2 separate regions of the Homo sapiens genome follow, and region 2 is linked to region 1. The links are chromatin contacts, found by Hi-C in ENCODE. All regions are on one chromosome and are shown on one strand. Each heading gives the region's core, a stretch centred on a gene start or an enhancer-like site at or near the end of the contact. The rest is flanking DNA. Distances are from core to core; before and after follow the strand shown.

What was found. A loop is a pair of places that touch in the nucleus more often than their neighbours do. Pooled maps may share reads with other maps.
Region 2: a loop to region 1 is called in a map of PC-9, with 2.1 times the contacts of the local background. The contact joins two enhancer-like sites. A Hi-C loop is called at or near these places in 2 of 168 maps with a recorded cell type or tissue (PC-9 and endothelial cell of umbilical vein) and 4 of 50 pooled maps.

What each region holds. Positions count from the first base shown.
Region 1 is chr3:110,418,455-110,422,301 of GRCh38, reverse strand. No RefSeq gene overlaps it. Among named protein-coding and RNA genes, the nearest start is that of NECTIN3-AS1, 650 kb to the left of the region's middle. Within about 2 kb of position 1,766, at least 5 of the 41 ENCODE cell types and tissues checked have a DNase peak (open chromatin) inside an H3K27ac peak, as active enhancers do.
Region 2 is chr3:110,566,333-110,570,358 of GRCh38, reverse strand. The region is part of intron 3 of LOC105374037 (a long non-coding RNA gene); the gene reads left to right. Among named protein-coding and RNA genes, the nearest start is that of NECTIN3-AS1, 500 kb to the left of the region's middle. Within about 2 kb of position 1,863, at least 2 of the 41 ENCODE cell types and tissues checked have a DNase peak (open chromatin) inside an H3K27ac peak, as active enhancers do.

The DNA of each region.
Region 1 (3,847 bases), core at 517-3,016:
ACTGTCTTTTTACAAGAGACCCACTCTTGTGATAAAGCCACTAATTTATTCATGAGGGCAAAGTCTTTATGGCCTAATCACCTCTCATTAGGCCCCACCTCCCAAAACTTCCACTGGAGATTAAGTTTTCAATGCCTGCTTTTGGGGAGACACTGTCAAACCATAACAAAATCAAAATGTAGAATGTATGAAAGAGCTGCTTTTCTACAACCATTGTCCTTTAAAATGGTTGACCCCAATGATATACACATGACATTCATTTAAAAAGTTTGAAATGCACTGTTTTTGAATTCCCACAAATTTAACAAAGAATAGATAATTTATGAAGAGTTATGAATATAGAGAAGAAAGGCACTTGATACAGTTGGTCACAAAATGCTTCATATTTAGACAGCAAGGCAATCCAATCTAAGAGAGAAAATTGAAATAAAGAAGCAGAAAATATTTCTCCCTTAGGGCTTAGGGGATGGGGAATGGAAGATACTCTGTCTACAGATAAGGTCACTGATGACATGGTGATATGTAAGGATTTACAAATTCTAAAATATTATTCCATGTTGCTTAAAATTTCCATTAGAATAATACATCTGGGCTATGCACACATAAACACACACATGCATGATTTTCAGAAGAAACAGTTTTGGTAACTGGGCTTTGTGCTCTTTTAAACATACTGCAGGCACATCTGAGCTGAGATAAAAGGGGCAATGGGTACCTGGCCTTGTAACAATGTTTCTCTCTCCTTGAGTTTTTCTTCTGTTGATAGAACTGGTTTTATATCTATGTTTGTGATGGTTAATTTTATGTGTCAACTCAGCTGGGCCATGGTGCCCAGATATTTGATGAAGCATTATTATGGATGTTTTCTGTAAAGGTGTTTTTTAGATGAGATTAACATATAAGTCAGGGAACTTTTGAGTAAAGAAAAGAGCCCTCTGTAACATAAGTGGGCTTCATCCAATCAATTAAAGGCCTAAATAGAAAAAAAAGACTCAACCTCCACAACAAGAATAAATTCTGCCACAGACAGCCTTTGGACTCAAACTTCAACTCTTCCCTGAGTCTCCAGACCGGTGACCAACGTTACAAGATTTTGGATACACTGAGCCTCCATAATTGCATGAGCCAATTCTTTAAAATGAACCTCTGCTTATATATATACATTTAGATATTAACATATAAACACACACACTCATAGCCTGTGGATTCTGTTTCTCTGGAAAACTCTGGGTAATACAGATTTTGATGCTAGGAGTGCTTCTATCAGCAACTAAGTTTTTAGTGAGTATAGTTTTTTCTTTTTTTAATAATGAAAAGTACAGTTGACTCTTGAACAATGCGGTTGTTAGAGGCGCCAACCCCCATGCAATGAAAAACTCACATGTAGCATTTGACTCCTTTAACTTCTAACTAGTAATAGCCTACTGTTGACCAGAACCCTTATTGACAACATAGTCTATTAACACATATTTTATATATGTATTATATGCTTTTATATACGTATTATATACTTTCTTAGTAACATTGTTTTTCCTCTAGCTTATTTAATTGTGCAATTGAATTTGTACAACTGAATTTGTACAATTAAATAAGCTAGAGGAAAAACAATGTTACTAAGAAAATTACAGGGAAGAGAAAATATATTTGCTATTTATTATGTGGAAATGAATCATCATAAAGGTCTTCATCCTCATTGTGTTTACAGTGTGTAGGCTGAGGAGGAGTAAGAAGAGAAGAAATTGGTGTTGCTGTCTCAGATGTGGCAGACGCAGAAGAAAACTCATGTATAAGTGGACTCGTGCAATTCAGATGCATGTTGTTCAAAGGTCAACTGTATTTGCAATTGTGAGAAAAGCATAAACTCTGCTGTCAATTCTTGTATTTTGGAGGAAAACATGGTTTTGTTTTGCAAAAAAGTTATGAGTTTTATAATTTTCTTCCTTCCTCCCTCCCTCCCTTCCTTTCTTTCCTTTTTTTAAAATAATGATGCAATGATTACTCAGCTGGAATGCTGTGACTCAGAAGTGAAAAATTAGCAGATCCAATAAATAAAGGCAAAAATGGTACTTGAAATTCACAACACATAGTAATTCGCATGGGTGGTTAAATCTTAGAAAACCTAGTTAGGATAAAGTGTCTAAGATGCAGCTTTGAAAGTTTAGCTTACTGTCTTTATCACATTTGTGAATGGAATCATAATGCTTTATTTGCCAAGATTTTATTAGTTCTATAAATCTTTTTTTCAAGATGTATTGTGCCTTGTTCTTAAATATCTAGCTTAAGAAAAAAAAAGACATACATTTTTCTGTGCTTCTCAGGATTTCATACAATTTCTTTGTTAATTCATATATTTGAGAATGTTAGAGGCACAGTGTGAAATTGTTGTCTGTAATGATAATGGGTAACCACCAAAGATCCAACCATAAAAACATAATAGTGATGACGTTTCTCAACATTAATAGAAACAAAATTTCTTTATCTTAGAGATTTCAAGGTCTTATAAACCAAGGAATGCATTTCTCAGAGGAAAAGCAATAAAGTACAAATTCACCAAGTGACCAATTACGAATTTCTCACAGGGCAATAAACTTTCTTCATATTTCCTAATACTCAAGCAAGAGTCTGTTCTATGTATCAAAAGATACTAAGAAATGTTTATTAATGTGACTAGTTATTACAAAGAAAAATTCTTATTCCTGACATATTACATATGGAGAACTAAGTGGGTAGGCCAATTTGTATTTCAAAAGAATGGAGTTAGATAGACCTAAATGTAATGTTACTTTAAGGCAGATATTCTGCAGAATCAAATTAGGTTTAGTAGAGACATTAAAAAACATCTCACCATAGTGGACTTGTGTGTCCAACTCAAGGTATATTCCAACAATGCTCATCCCTTTACTTGAGTAGCTCAGTACTGAGACCTTAATTTTAATTTGCATGCTGTGTGACATTCCACCGGGTGGCAGGCTTAATTCTATGACCTCGTGATTCCCATGTCACTTTTGTTTTGTATGTTTCATGGTGACTTCCTTCTTTGACTTATCCTAGGCATGACAGCTCATGCCTGTTCAGTTCTATCTCATACATTTTTTCAAGGGTTTCTCAAAGTTCTTTTTTTTCTGTACTGAGCAATCTTTATGAAGGCAAATGTCATGTGAAGTGAAGCATTCAGGAAAATTTCTCTGTTTGTTATTTAACACTTATGAAAATGTCTCCTTCTCTGTCCACATACTTAAGCTTCTTGATATTCTCCCTGTTTTAGCCTTGATGTTAAATTAGATGACTTTAAGTAGAAGCCACAACATTTTTTTTCTACTGGGCAACAGGAAAAAAAACTTTGAAAGCCCAATTTTATTTTTGTGAGGTTAAAGAACAGGAGGACAGGTAACATGAATGACTGGCTGGAAAAAATATATTTTATTGATACATATTTATTATATTAATTATACATAATATAATACATATAGTGATACATATATGTTGATAAAACTTTTATTTTATCTATAATTTCAACTCTTATTTTAGATTTGGGGTATATGTGCAGGTTTGTTACATGGATACCTTATGTAATGCTGAGGTTGGGGTACAAATGATCCCATCACCCAGGTAGTGAGTATAGCACCCAATAGGTGGCTTTTGGACTCTTGGCCCCCTCCTTGTCTCCCCATCTTAGTAGTTTCCAGTGTCTGCTATTGCTGTCTTTATGTCCATGAGTACCCAGTGTCTAGCTTCCACTTGTAGGTGAAAATCTGCAGTATTTGGTTTTCTATTCTCGTGTTAATTTGCTTAGAATAATGGCCTCTAGCTGCATCCATACTGTCACAAAGAAATAATTTCATTATTT
Region 2 (4,026 bases), core at 614-3,113, 150 kb before region 1:
ATTTTGCTTTTTATTTTTTGGTTATCTTTTTTGTTTTCTGTTCCTCTGTTCTTCCTTTTCTGCTTTTAAAAAATAATTTGGGCTGAGCGCAGTGGCTCACGCCTGTAATCCCAGCACTTTGGGAGGCCGAGGGGGGTGGATCATGAGGTCAAGAGTTTGAGACCAGCCTGACCAACACAGTGAAACCCCGTCTCTACTAAAAATACAAAAATTAGCTGGGCGGTAGTGGCGTGCGCCTGTAATCTCAGCTACTTGAGAGGCTGGGGCAGGAGAATTGCTTGAACACGGGAGGCGGAGGTTGCAGCGAGCCGAGATCGCACCACTGCATTCCAGCCTGGGCGACAGGGTGAGACTCCATCTCAAAAAAAAAAAATAAAATAAATAAATAAAAAATAATTTGGATGATTCTTTGAATTTTATTTAAAATTTTTAATAAACATTTTTGTGGCACTTTTGCATTTTTAAGTGGTTGTTTTTTATAAAGCATACATCGTTAACTTTTCACAGTCCACTTATAATTAACACCATACTACTTAGAATCAATTATAGAAATCTTGAAAGCATGTAGATCCATTTTAGCTTCCTTTTGGTTATAACAGGTAGTTGTTATGTATAATATATAAGTACATCTTCAAGTACTGCAAGAAAATGTTTTAAGTTTGTTTTAAACATCGACATGGTATATAAAGAACCAAAGGAAAAAAAAGTAAAATAAAAAACAACTTGCAATTTTGCAGGTATTTACTATTTTCTGTGTTCTTTAATGTTTTCTTGGAATCTGAGTTTCTATCTGGTATCACTTCTCTTCAGTTTGCACAATTTACTTTAGTATGTCTTATAGTGCAGATTTGCTGGTGTTGAGTTTCTGAAAATATCTTTATTTTGCCCTCATTCTTAAGTAATATTTTTATTAGTTATCGAATTCTGGGTTAGCAGGTTTTCCTCCCTTTTTTTATTTTCTTTTTCTTTTCGAAACATTCATCACAAAGGTGTTGTTTCAGTCTTTTGTGGGAACCTCTATTTATGGTGAGAAGTCAGCTAGTAATGGGTTTGTTGTCACCCTGTACATAATATGTCATTTTCTATTTGCTGCTTTCAAGTTTTGTTCTTTATATTTGTCCTTCAACAGTTTCACTATGATGTACCTCAGCACAGACTTTTTTGTTTGGTTGGTTTTTTCTATTTAGGGTACCTTTAGCACCTTATATCTCCAAATTCCTGTCTTTCAACACTTTTAGAAAAATTTTCACTATTATTTCTTTAAATATTAGTTTTCTGATTTGTTTCCTTTCTATTATTTTGGTATTAAAATTACATGTATGTTTGACAATTTTGTATAATCTAACAAGTCCTTATGGCTTTATTATTTTCTCTATATTCTTCACCTTCGATGATTTTCATCACCTGTCTGAAAGTCCCCTTAATCTTTCTTTTTTCTTTGCTTATATTTTTATTTATAAAGACATCATGTTTTATTTTATTTCACTGAGAATAGATATAACAGGTAGCTTCAAATTCATGCCAGTTAGTTTCAATATTTTCTTTTCTTTTGAGAAAATGTTCCATCTTCTTAGTTCTTATTTTACATAATCTTGGATTGCATATTAGACACTCTGAATGTGAAGTCATGGAGGATCTGTATTGTGTTATTTTCTCCAATGAGTGTTTCCTTTGTTGTATAAAGTAACTTTTTTTCAGATGGGATTGAGTTGCAAACTGCTTCTTGGACAGCTCTCTGGTCTCAATTTAGGCCTATGGTCTTTAAGTGAATCGTTTTTAGTCTGTTCTGTAAATGCATGATTCAGGAATTAGTCAGAGATGTGAGAAAACTTTAGGGATTCCCTCTATGACTCTTTCCCTTTGGCTATTCCCCGACTCTCTGCAGCATTTGTGGTTTCTCTGCTTCAGTATTCTGGTTCCCCAGGCCAGAAAGACTGTGGGCTTTTGGTACACATGTCTTTATTACTACTGTATGAGAGGTGTGGACTGAAATTAGTTCAAGGTTAAAAGCTGTGGGGACTGTTACTTCCCTGTCCAGCTTCTGTCTTTCTTCCTCAGGTTAGTCTGTGCAGAATCTGTTTCTGCTCAATCTCCAGCACCTTCAGGGAGTTGCTGTTTGCAATATGTCCAGATTTTATAGTAGTTTTCTTCAGCATGTTTATTGAGTAAGGTCTAAGATTTTTGTACCTACAAGAGGAAGAGGCTCCCTCTTGATGAATTGCTATAGTTTTTGAATCTGCTTTGAAGTATTCCTTGAATATATAATATTTAATGGCCTGCTAAATATTAAGTATTTTTGAGGCAAGGCAATGTCATGTTCATCTTCGTGGCTGTAGCACACAGTGAGTATTCAATATGCTTCTGTAGGATTTAGCTGAAATTAAACCACACTGACATAAAAGTATGCAATAGAGAAAGGATCTACCCACTAGAGGGGAGACGAACAGAGAGCTTCAAAGATGCTAATTGAGGCATAAAACTTATGCTATACTCATTTAATAGCATAAAGCTATATACAAGTCTCATTGTAGCAGGACAAGCCGCAGACAAAACTCCTCAGACACCGAGTTAAAGAAGGAAGGGGTTTATTCGGCCGGGGGCATCGGCAAGACTCCTGTCTCAAGAGCTGAGCTCCCTGAGTGAGCAATTCCTGTCCCTTTTTAGAGCTCACAACTCTAAGAGGGTGTGCGTGAGAGGGTCTTGATCGATTGAGCAAGCAGGGGGTACATGACTGGGGGCTGCATGCACCGGTAATTAGATCGGAACAAAACAGGATAGGGATTTTCACAGTGCTTTTCTATACAATGTCTGTAATCTATAGATAACATAACCGATTAGGTCAGGGGTCGATCTTTAACTACCAGGCCCAGGGTGTGGCGCCGGGCTGTCTGCTTGTGGATTTCATTTCTGCCTTTTAGTTTTTACTTTTTCTTTCTTTGGAGGCAGAAATTGGGCATAAGACAATATGAGGGGTGGTCTCCTCCCTTATCATAAGTACAAAACCCTCTCAGATGACCAACTTGTACATTTTAAATCCCTTAGTGGCTGCCCTTTTTGTTTAACATGAGCTCATCTTGTTTAAACTATACTAGTAGAGAATGAAGCTAGTGTATCATTTTTTCAGGAATTCCAGAGCCTTTACACATGAGAGCAGCTCGGAGAGGATAAACATAGCAGAGAAAAGGTAAAGAAGGAAAGACAGTACATCCAAGAACACCACCAACTTTGACTGAAAAATGCCCTCTTACTTCATTAACGTATTCCATCTTAATCACTGTGGATGCAGTAGTTTTCTATATCAAGACAATCAATTCATTGCAGCAGAGTTTAAATATTCTGCACTCTGGGTTATAGGACTTCATTTTAAATAAAAATGTTATGTATGCTGAGGCAATTGAAAACATTTTATTGCTCTTAGTATTGTGATATCCAGACATATATTCTGGCTTTCCATTTTCTCTTCACTGATTAACTTTGTAGAAAAGTCATAGGCCTTGAATGTTTTATAAATTAAATTGTTGATCTATCAATAAAATTTTAATATTTATTTTGTGATCAATGTAATGTTTCTTCATTTTTAAGATGTTAGAAGGTTTTTCCAAAGTCAATCTGAGTTTAACTTTCAGTTTGAAATAAATTAAGTTGAAGTTTTAGTACCAGATTTTAAAAAAGAAAGAAAGAAAGAAAGGAAAAAAAAACTGTAAAGTGCTCTTTTGCCTACAACAATAGTAATCAAAAGGCTAAAATTATCCAGGTATTGAATCCCGATATGTGAGAATAAAAGTGCTTTTTGAGTACAGAAAAACTAAGTATGAAAATATTCCTTAAACTTTGGAGAAGATTAAGGAGTAAAGAGCACAAAGTTTGCTCTTAATCTGATGCCCAGAAATAATGGACCATTCTTTCTAAGTAGAAAGTTTTATAGACTATTTTATAAAATTGCCACATAGGCTAACTCTCAACTATCTTCATTTATAATACTAACTTGTGCCCAACACAGCTATTTCCTCTTCTCATACTACCTAT